2 separate regions of the Mus musculus genome follow, and region 1 is linked to region 2. A link is a contact called in ENCODE Hi-C data. All regions are on one chromosome and are shown on one strand. Each heading gives the region's core, a stretch centred on a gene start or an enhancer-like site at or near the end of the contact. The rest is flanking DNA. Distances are from core to core; before and after follow the strand shown. Region 1 holds the start of Stx2 (syntaxin 2). Region 2 holds the start of Slc15a4 (solute carrier family 15, member 4).

Region 1 (4,851 bases), core at 1,363-3,862, 1.4 Mb before region 2:
ATAGTTTACAATATGCGTGGGTAGCATGTCTCAGATGTGAAGCCCAACTTTAAGATCACTTAGTAGTAGGGGCTGGAGAGATGGCTCAGCGGTTAAGAGCACTGACTAATCTTCCAAAGGCCCTAAGTTCAATTCCCAACAACCACATGGTGGCCCACAACCATCTGTAATGGGATCTGATGCTCTCTTCTTACCATAAGACAGCTATGATGTATTCATATATGTAAATAATATAAATAAATATATTTTTTAAAAAAAGATCACTTTGTAGTTGTTTCATTCTCTTGGTCCCCACAGTGTCTCCATGCTACCTGGATTTTTTTTTTTTTAGCATGTTTTCCCATTGAAACAATACAGAACTAGATTGTTGTTGTTGTTGTTGAAACAGGGTCTCACACTATGTAGTCTGTGTTGGCTCAATTTTGTATCATTCCTGCTTCAGCCTCCAGATCCTGTAACTACAGGTAGGAGCCACACTCAGAATAGAAATGTAACCTTCAACCTGCTTTTGTTCCCAGACATAGTATGACATGTCTGAGATCCCAGCATTTAGAAGGCTAATGCAGGAGGGTCAGAAGTTCATGTCATCCTCAGCTACATGGGGGTGGGGGGGGGGGGAGGTTTGAGGCCAGCCTGGAGACTTTGTCTCAAAGAAACAAAGCAAAACAAGACTGCCCTCACGACCTAAAGCCTTCTATCTTTAGAGTTTAAATGTTTTTTATAAATTATATACATGCTTGGCCGGGAGATGGTGGCACACACCTTTAATCCCAGCACTCAGGAGAGGTAGAAAGGTGGATCTCTGTGAGTTCAAGACCAGCCTGGTCTACAGCTCTAGTTCCAGGACAGCCAGGAATACACAAAGACAACCCTGTCTGGAAAAAGACAAATCCAAAACCAAAATAAAAGACGACAATAAAAACAAAACAGAAAACAAACAAACAAACAAAAAGTTCTCTTCTCCCTCCATCTTTCCTTCCCTCCTTCCTTCCTTTTTTCTTCTCAGATCTGCCTTGCTGCCTGAAGCATTAGTCCTAGACCGTGTCCAACTCGGTTCATATTTGGGGAACACCAACATAAGGATAGGCTCCCGTGCAAATTTGTGACACAGTACTGGTAAGTGTGCCCCATCTTGCAGAGACTTAGCTCACACGCTAAGAATGAAAGCCACCGGCCGGTGAGATGGCTCGGCAGTTAGAAGTATTTCCCACCAAGCCTGGCCTGAGTTCTGTCTCAGGAACCTACATAGTTGAAAAGAACCAAATCCTGAAAGTTGTTCTCTCATCTCTACATGTGTGCTACCCATAAGTAAATGTGTGTGTGTGTGTGTGTGCGTGTGTGTGTGTGAGAGAGAGAGAGAGAGAGAGAGAGAGAGAGAGAGAGGAAGTTGGATAGGGTAACTTTCCCTCACAGTTGGAGCCTGTCATGGTAGGAGAGTTATGTCAGCGGGTTGAGGTATCTGGTCACATGGCATCCACAGTCAGGAAGCAGAAAGTGATGGATGCTGGCACTCAGCTCACTGCCTCCTCTTTTTGAATCAGGACCCCAGAACGTGGGATGGTGCTGCCCACAGTTAAGAAGAGTTTCCCCTTGTCAATTTCCCTAATCTAGACAATCCCTCCTAAAGGAGCCCAGAGGCTTCTCTCTTTGGTGACAATCAAATTTTACCATCACTGGGGTATTGGCTCTCTAGGAGGGGCACACCTCTGGTCTTCCCCACTCTCTACCCTATGCACACCTCTGTGCTGGTGTTAGGTGTTAATCGGTCTCCTTTCCTGGGTTGTTATTTGACTGTGAAATGTCTTTGCAGACTCCTGTGTTGGAATACTTGTTTCTCAGCTGGTGGCAGGCTTTTGGGAGGTTGTGGGACTTTTAGGAAGGGTGGTCTCACTGTAGAAAGTGAGTGGCTGACAATCTACCCTCGAGGGCTCTAGCCTGGACCACACCTGTCATGTCTGCCTTGGCCTCCTGTCCCTCCAAAATGTGAAGGGTTAAGGTTAATGTCCCCTCTTCCCCCCCTCCCCCAACATTGGCGGCCATCTGCAGCCATAACTTTTCTGACACAATGAACTTTAGCCCCTGAGACCATGAGCCAATATAAATCCTTCCTCCCTTACTTAGCTTTTGATGGGTAGACTGCCACAGTGACCAGAAAAGCAACCGCTTTGCCTGATTCTCCCACCAGAACTGCATCCAGGGTGGGACCTGCAGGTTTTCTTTGAGGACCCAGGTGTGGAGCTCTCAGGGTTAGGTGATCAATCGGTGAGCCTACCTTATTCTAATTCCTTTGCTGTCAGTGTGTGCTGTAATGGTGAATTTAGAATTTTGCTTTTTCCGCTGTTGGGCTTTAAATCTAGGGCATGGTGGGCAAAGGCTAACCACTGACCTATAGCCCCAGCTCTCGAAAGTTTTAAGTAAACAAAACGAGCGAAAGTGCAGAAACCAGCAAGGATGGACAGTGTGTTAACTAGTCAAGCCACGCAGCGAGAGGACTTTAGGCCAGGCCCCGCCCCTAGATGGAACCACACCCACTTCCCCACCCCTCGCGACGACCCGCCCAGGTGCCTTGGGTCCCGCGGGAGGGGGTGGGGCAGGCGCAAGCGCAGAGAGCGCGGGCGCGGTTGCCGTGGCAGCGCCTGCCCGAGGGAGGGCGGCGGCGCGGGGCCAGGACCCCGGCAGGCAGAGGCGGCGACGCGGCCACCGGAGAGTGTGCGGCGGGGCAGCTGAGCGGCGGGTGCCCCGCCCTGCTGGCCGGTGGGGATGCGGGACCGGCTGCCCGACCTCACGGCGGTGAGCAGAAAGCCGCATAGCGGTCTGAGCCGGCGGGCGAGCTGTTGTGGGTCGGGCAAAAACCCCAGGAAGAACCTGGGGAGTTGGGGTGGAGAGACGCAAGGAGGGGAGTCCAGAAGCAAGACCTTAGGAGGAGTCTGAGTAGGGGGACGGAGGGGAGTCCAGGAGGGGAACCTGGGGAGGGAGCTCCGAGGAGGAACGCCCCTGGAGGCAACTGGGCAGCGTCTCTAGGAGGGAATCTAATAAGAGGGTTCTAGGAGCCCCGGGGCCTCCAGAGGCTTCGGTGTCTCCAGGGATGGCAGGGCGTAGTCTTCAGGAAGGATCCAGGCAGCCTCCTAGCAGGGTCCCAGGGAGCTTTCGGTTCTTCAAGAGTCACAAGATGCACAAGAGGAACCCAATCGGTGTTTCTGAGCAGAGTCTCAGGGAAAGGGCTCTGGGGTCCTTGGCGTCTTCAGGGGTGTTAGGGTGGGGCTTCAGGAGCATTCTTGGGAGGTCTCCAGGAGACCCTGGTCAGGGCTGCATGCAAGTCGATTCTTGCGACAAGGCTCCTGGTCTTCCTTGGGTTCCAAGGGTCACAGTTTGTTGGGACTCCAGGAATGGGCTGTGGGAGAGGTTCGGGGCCGGTGCTGGGAGCATCTTACAGGGCACTTCTGGGCACAGATGCTGGTAGGTGTCTGAGGTGAGTCCTCTCCGCCTGCCCTGGCACTACTCCTGTGTACCGATGTTTGGGTCGGAGTCCTCTTGGCCACCTGACAGGGTTGATTTCAGTGGGTGAGAGTGTGGCTCAGGGTTTTAGGCAAGGAGCAAGGGCTGCGCTTGGGCTGATGTTGGACTGCCTGCCTGTTTTTTTTTTTTTTTTTTTTTTTTTGCAAGGCTCTTATCACAGCCTCTCCAACTGCCTGCCCCACCCTGGATGATACCCTTTCTAACTGCTTTATTTCATGGCCTGATACAGAATGCTGTGCTGAGTCTCTCACAGACACCCCACACAAACCTGGAGCTCAGGGGCTAGGTACCTGCTTCGGTCAGCACTACCCACTGGGGGCCAGAACTGTATTTACGTTTTAACACAGGCTTTTAGTCACTAGTGAGCATTTTGAGAAGAGAAAAGCTGAGCTTTTTAACGGGGAGTGTGTATACAGTATATCTGCATTTGCAGCGGTCAGTTATTGTACCCAGTTTTGGGGTAGATGTGACATTCAGAACATATATACAGTGCAGGCCCAGTCATGGCGTTTGGCCCTACCCTTTCAGGTGTTTATCATTCTTTTGGGATGAGAACTTCAAGACCAGCCAGGCTGTGGTGGCGCACACCTTTAATCCCAGCGTTTGAGAGACAGAGGCAGGCAGATCTCTTTTGAGTTCAAGGCTAGCCTGGTTTACAGAGTGAGTTCCAAGACAACCAGGGCTACAGAGAGAGAAACCCTGTCTTAAGAAACAGAGAGACAACCTCAAGACCCTCCTCACTGGCTACTGCAGGCATCAGCCACAGCCACGCACTGCGATGCAGAACGTTGGAAGGCAGTCTTTTCCATCCAGCCGGACCCCAGAGCCACCTGTGTGCGCTGCTCACGTCCATTCTTCCCAGACCCTGTAACCAGTCTGTTCTCTGCTCCCTTGAGCACAGCAGCTTTTACATGTCTACACACGGAGCATCTGTGTTGCTGTGCTGATAGGCTTTATGACCCCCCCACTGGCCTGGGGGAGTTTGTTGGGGGGGGGAGACCCTTGGCTGGATTGAGGGGGAAACCTGGGAAGGAGAGCAGTTTGCAAACTGCCAGCGCTGGACTCTTGGCAGGTTTTGTGGACCGCCTGGAAGAGCAGCAGCAGGTGGCGCCCTGTAGTGTCACAGCTCAGGTGCTAGGAGTGGGACCCAGAGCAAGTGTCCCTGGGCAGCTCTTTGGGACTGTTCCGGTGACTAGGTGCCGGATCCTCTTCTCTGTCACCACCACTTCCTTTTTAAATAATTTATTTATTTTTCTATTTGACGTGCATTGGTGTTTTGCCGGCACGTGTGTCTGTGTGAGAGTGTTGGTTCCTGGGGTCAGAGAAAGTTAGGCA
Region 2 (4,734 bases), core at 95-2,594:
TTTATTAGCCTTATCATTCCAATACAGAGTTTGTTCAAGTATGTCATGCTTAGCTTAGCAGAACTTTTTCTTTTTAATTGCCTGTGTCTGTATGTGTGGACATACATGCAGTGTCTGCTGTCTATCCATTGTGTGGGGCTCCCAGCAGGGGGATAGAACTCAGGCTATCACCAGGCCGGGTAGCAAGCACCTTTACTTGGTAAGCCATCTCACTGGTCCAGTCTTTAAGCAAACGTTCCAAGACTCAGTCTTACTTACCAGCAGGACTAAGAGTCAGTTATAGGCTGTAAATAAAGGTTTTGGTTTTAGTTTCTTTTCTTTTCTTTTCTTTTCTCTTCTTCTTTTCTTTCCCTTTCTTTCTTTCTTTTTCTTTTTTCCTTTCCTTTTTTTTTTTTTTTTTTTTTTGAGACAGGGTCTCACTATGCAGCCCTGGCAGAACTCACTGTGTCGACTACACTGGTTTCGAACTCACAGAGATTCGCCCGCCTCTGCCTCCCAAGAGCTGGGATTAGTGGCATGTGCCACTAAAGATGTGTTTAGTTTTATGTGTATGGATGCTTTGCGTTCATGGAGGTCTGTGCACCCTGTGTGTGTGCAGTAGCCCTGGAGGCCAGAAGAAGGTGCCGGATCCACGAGGAACTAGAGTTACAGATTGTTAGGAGACACAAGGTGGGTGCTGGGAATCGAGCCCAGAACCTCTGACTAGCAGCCAGTGCTCTTAACTGTGGAGTTATCTCTTCAGTCCTTAAAATAATAATAATAATAATAAGAAGAAGAAGAAGAAGAAGAAGAAGAAGCAGCAGCAGCAGCAGGGCGGTAGTGGCGCACGCCTTTAATCCCAGCACTTGGGAGGCAGAGGCAGGCGGATTTCTGAGTTCGAGGCTAGCCTGGTCTACAAAATGAGTTCCAGGACAGCCAGGGCTACACCGAGAAACCCTGTCTCGAAAAAAACCAAAAATAAATAAATTTTAGTAATTTTTGTTTTAAGAAGAGACAGAAAAGTGAGATACCAAGAGAGGGAGAGGAGGCCGAGACTGTTACACTTGACGCCTGGGTCCTGAGAAGATGGCAAGAAGGGAAGATTTAGACCCTGGTGACCTGGATTAGGAACCCAGTTTGGGGCCGGAACCTCGGAGTCTAGGGTTCCAGTTTCCCGGTGGAACCCCTCCAGCCATAGGAACCACCATCCCTCCACGCATCTCAACAACAAACCGCTGTCAAGTGAAAGGCCCGCTTGGCCGGATTTCCGGGGGCGGAACCGGCAGCCACCCCCGCCCAGCTTGCCCAGTTAAAAGGCGGCGGCGGGAGAGGGAGGGAACTCGCTGTCTCGCGAGAGTTGGGCTACCGAGTCCTCAGTGAACCGGCCATGGAGGGCGAGCGGGCGCCGCTGTTGGGTTCGCGGCGTCCGGCAGTGTCGGCGGCGTCCGCGGTGTTCGCGGGGCGGCGTGCGGCGTGCGGGGCGGTGCTGTTGGCCGAGCTGCTGGAGCGCGCGGCCTTCTACGGCGTCACGGCCAACCTGGTGCTGTTCCTGAATGGCGCGCCGTTCGACTGGGAGGGCGCGCAGGCCAGCCAGGCGCTGCTGCTCTTCATGGGCCTCACCTATCTGGGCTCGCCGTTCGGGGGCTGGCTCGCCGACGCCCGCCTCGGCCGGGCCCGCGCCATCCTGCTCAGCCTGGCCCTCTACCTGCTGGGCCTGCTGGCCTTCCCGCTGCTGGCCGCGCCCCGCTCGCGCTCCTTCCTCTGCGGGGACCCGCGGCCCGAGCTCGTGCGCAACTGCTCGGCGCCCTTCCCCAACGGGTCAGCGTCGTGTCCCGAGAACGCCGCGCGCCGCTGTGCCCCCGCCACCTTCGCGGGGCTCGTGCTCGTGGGTCTCGGGGTGGCCACGGTCAAGGCCAACATCACGCCCTTCGGCGCCGATCAGGTGAGCCGGACCCGCTCAGGTCTTCCCGGGTTTGGGGACCACCACCCCCCCCCCCCCCGCCGCACCTCCTGCGCACCACGGCTACCCGAACCTAAGCGTTGACTTTAACAACGCTGGGGACACGGGGGAACTGGCACGGTAGCCTGTGTATCATCTGCACCTCCTGTCCCCCAGGGTTCTTCCACTGATTGGAAAAAAGGAGCCACCCCAAACACCTAAGCCTACATCCCCACTTGCCTCTGCACCTATGCGCAATCGATCGGAAAGCACAGGGCTGCCCACCAAGCTTCCCAACCCATAGACCTGCACCCCACATCGCCTCAGATCTAGAGAAAGGTTAAGGTGAGGGAGAGGAATTTCCCAACCCAGGGAATCTCCCTTGTAGTGCAGAGAAGAAGGCCACCTGCCTCTGATCCCTCCTTGTTAGTGGAGGTGAGGAAGGAGACCTGCTCTTCCCTTGGAGAGTGGCAGGAGGAAACCCATCTGCTCCAACACCCGAGTGGGTAGGAGGAAGGGCAAGACTCCCTCTAATGCGTGTGGGGAGGAAGCCCATGAGTAGAACCCATTCCACACCTGGCACTAGGTCCAGGACTGAGTAAGAGGGAGTAACAGCCCCTTCCCCTCCCCTGTGCGCACCGCTGTCCACATCTGCTCTTGCATCTGGTAGGGGACTGTAGGAGGGGAGAGAACAACACCCACCCTCTGCTCTGGGGGAGCTTTGTGTGTGTGTGTGTGGGGGGGTGGTGGTGGAAGTACTGGAATAGGGGAAAGCTGTATAAACAGTTATGATCTGGGTGGTAAGGAAGAGTTGAGGTGGGATTTATTCGTGATGCAGTAACCATTGTGGTTTTAAGGAGAAGGGACGTTCTGTTGGTGGAGTCATCTGCGTTGAGATCTGAAAGAGAAAAGGGTGAAGTTATGACTTGGAGGATAGACATGTACAAAGGCTCTGACACTGCCCTAGCTTCCCTTTTACAAAGTTAGGGGCAAGAGACAGGCAAGCGCTTAGTTTCCATCTTTAATGCTTTAAGTAAGTTTTGGGGTAGGGTGTGGCAGGTGGGAAAGACCAGCATCATTCGCTGCTACTCTGACATCCAAGAACAAGGGATGAGGAGGGAGCCAGAGCTGTGGAGCCACATCTGCTCTGCTTCCCTTTCTTAGGGGACTCCCATGCCAAGAATAGTTCTAGTGGTCAGATGCAAATAGAGTATTTTGTAAGCAGTGGAAATTATGTGGGGTTTGAGTGTCAGGCTCTCAGGATAAAGCTTGCTTTCTTCCTTTCTTTCTTCTTCTTTTTTTTTTTTTGGTTTTTCAAGACCGGGTTTCTCTGTGTAGCCCTAGCTGTCCTGGAACTCACTCTGTAAACCAGGCTGGCCTCGAACTCAGAAGTTCACCAGCCTCTGCCTCTCAAGTGCTGGGATTAAAGGCGTGCGCCACCACTGCCCAGCTTAAGGTCTCATTCTTAATTGCTTACACATCCCCGACCTCTGCCTTCCATGGAGCTGTAAAACTGAGTAAAGCAGGGGCTAGATAACTCCTAAAACAGAACACGTGTTGTCCTGTTTCAGAAAGACTGCAAATAGCTATCCTAGAGTGCGTTGTGTGCCAGGAGGGTGAGAGCACGGCTCAGACTACCGCTGGTCTGAGGAGAGAAGTGTGGCCTAGAGTGGAGGCAGTGCCTTGGACTGAAGGTTGCACTCAGATTGGGAGGCTGGCTATAGGAAGTGCTAGAGGGTTATTTGTGTGTAACAGGGAAGGTGAGCCCTGGGTCTTGGTACAAAACTGATCCTTGAGAAGCTGAAATTGAAGTCAGCAGAGCGAAGTCATCTCAGAGTAGCACCACAAATGTAGGACTGACTGGCCAGTGTTATATGGTGTCTGTAAGGCTGGCCATTTCGGAGAGGACACAATCTCAACGGTGTCAGAAGTAGTAGTGATCTCAGTATTTAAGAGATTGAGGCAGGAAGGTTGCCACATCACATATTCTGGGCTACAGAGCAAGACTGTGGGTCATACAAGTAAAATGTAAACAAAAGAAGTGTTGCTACTTGAGAGTTCTGGAGTTCTCAGAGGTGTTCATCAAACTTTCAAGACCAGACTCCTGGCCTTGGCCTCTGTTCCACTAGTATATATTACCTCTGTCATTTAAGCCTAGGTGTGGTGGTTTGCATGAAGTGGCCCTCATAAGCCTCATATCTTTGGTTGGATACTTGGTCCCTAGTTGGTGACTGGAGGAAGTATGGGTAGGCATTTTATCTTAAATTGTAACTGCTGCTCTAGTCAGCAGTCTGTCTTGCCATGATGAACTTGAACTGTGAGCCCAAAATAAACCCACCCTTCTCTAAGTGGCCTTGGTCATGGCATCTCTCACAATAAAGGAAAAGTAAGCTACACCCTGGGTCATAGTAGTACATAAGTTGTACCTGTGACTGTACATCCCTACCTTGAGCGGTTTGAGCTTTCTGATGTGCACTGGGTTCTTGTGAGCCATCATGTGGTTGTTGGAAATTTGAATTCAGGATCTCTGCTCGCTCCAGCCTAAAGATTTATTATATCTAAGAACACTGTAGCTGTCCTCAGACACACCAGAAGAGGGCGTCAGATCTCGTTACTAACGGTTGTGAGCCACCATATGGTTGCTGGGATTTGAACTCGGGATCTTTGGAAGAGCTGTCAGTGCTCTTAACCGCTGAGCCATCTCTCCAGCCCCCCCGTACACTGGGTTCTTTAGACTTTCCACTCACAGCCCCTTTTCATCTGAGAACTAAGTGACTCTGAGATAAAAATAAATAAATATTAACTGATGTCAACCA

The links. A loop is a pair of places that touch in the nucleus more often than their neighbours do.
Region 1: a loop to region 2 is called in a map of gastrocnemius, with 4 times the contacts of the local background. The contact joins the promoter of Stx2 here to the promoter of Slc15a4 in region 2. A Hi-C loop is called at or near these places in 5 of 37 maps with a recorded cell type or tissue (T-helper 1 cell, gastrocnemius, heart and 2 more).

The regions. Positions count from the first base shown.
Region 1 is chr5:129,006,333-129,011,183 of GRCm38, reverse strand. Stx2 (syntaxin 2) reads left to right here and starts at 2,612. Exons shown (of 11, transcript NM_007941.3): 1 at 2,612-2,790. The coding sequence starts at 2,761.
Region 2 is chr5:127,614,002-127,618,735 of GRCm38, reverse strand. Slc15a4 (solute carrier family 15, member 4) reads left to right here and starts at 1,344. Exons shown (of 8, transcript NM_133895.1): 1 at 1,344-1,921. The coding sequence starts at 1,367.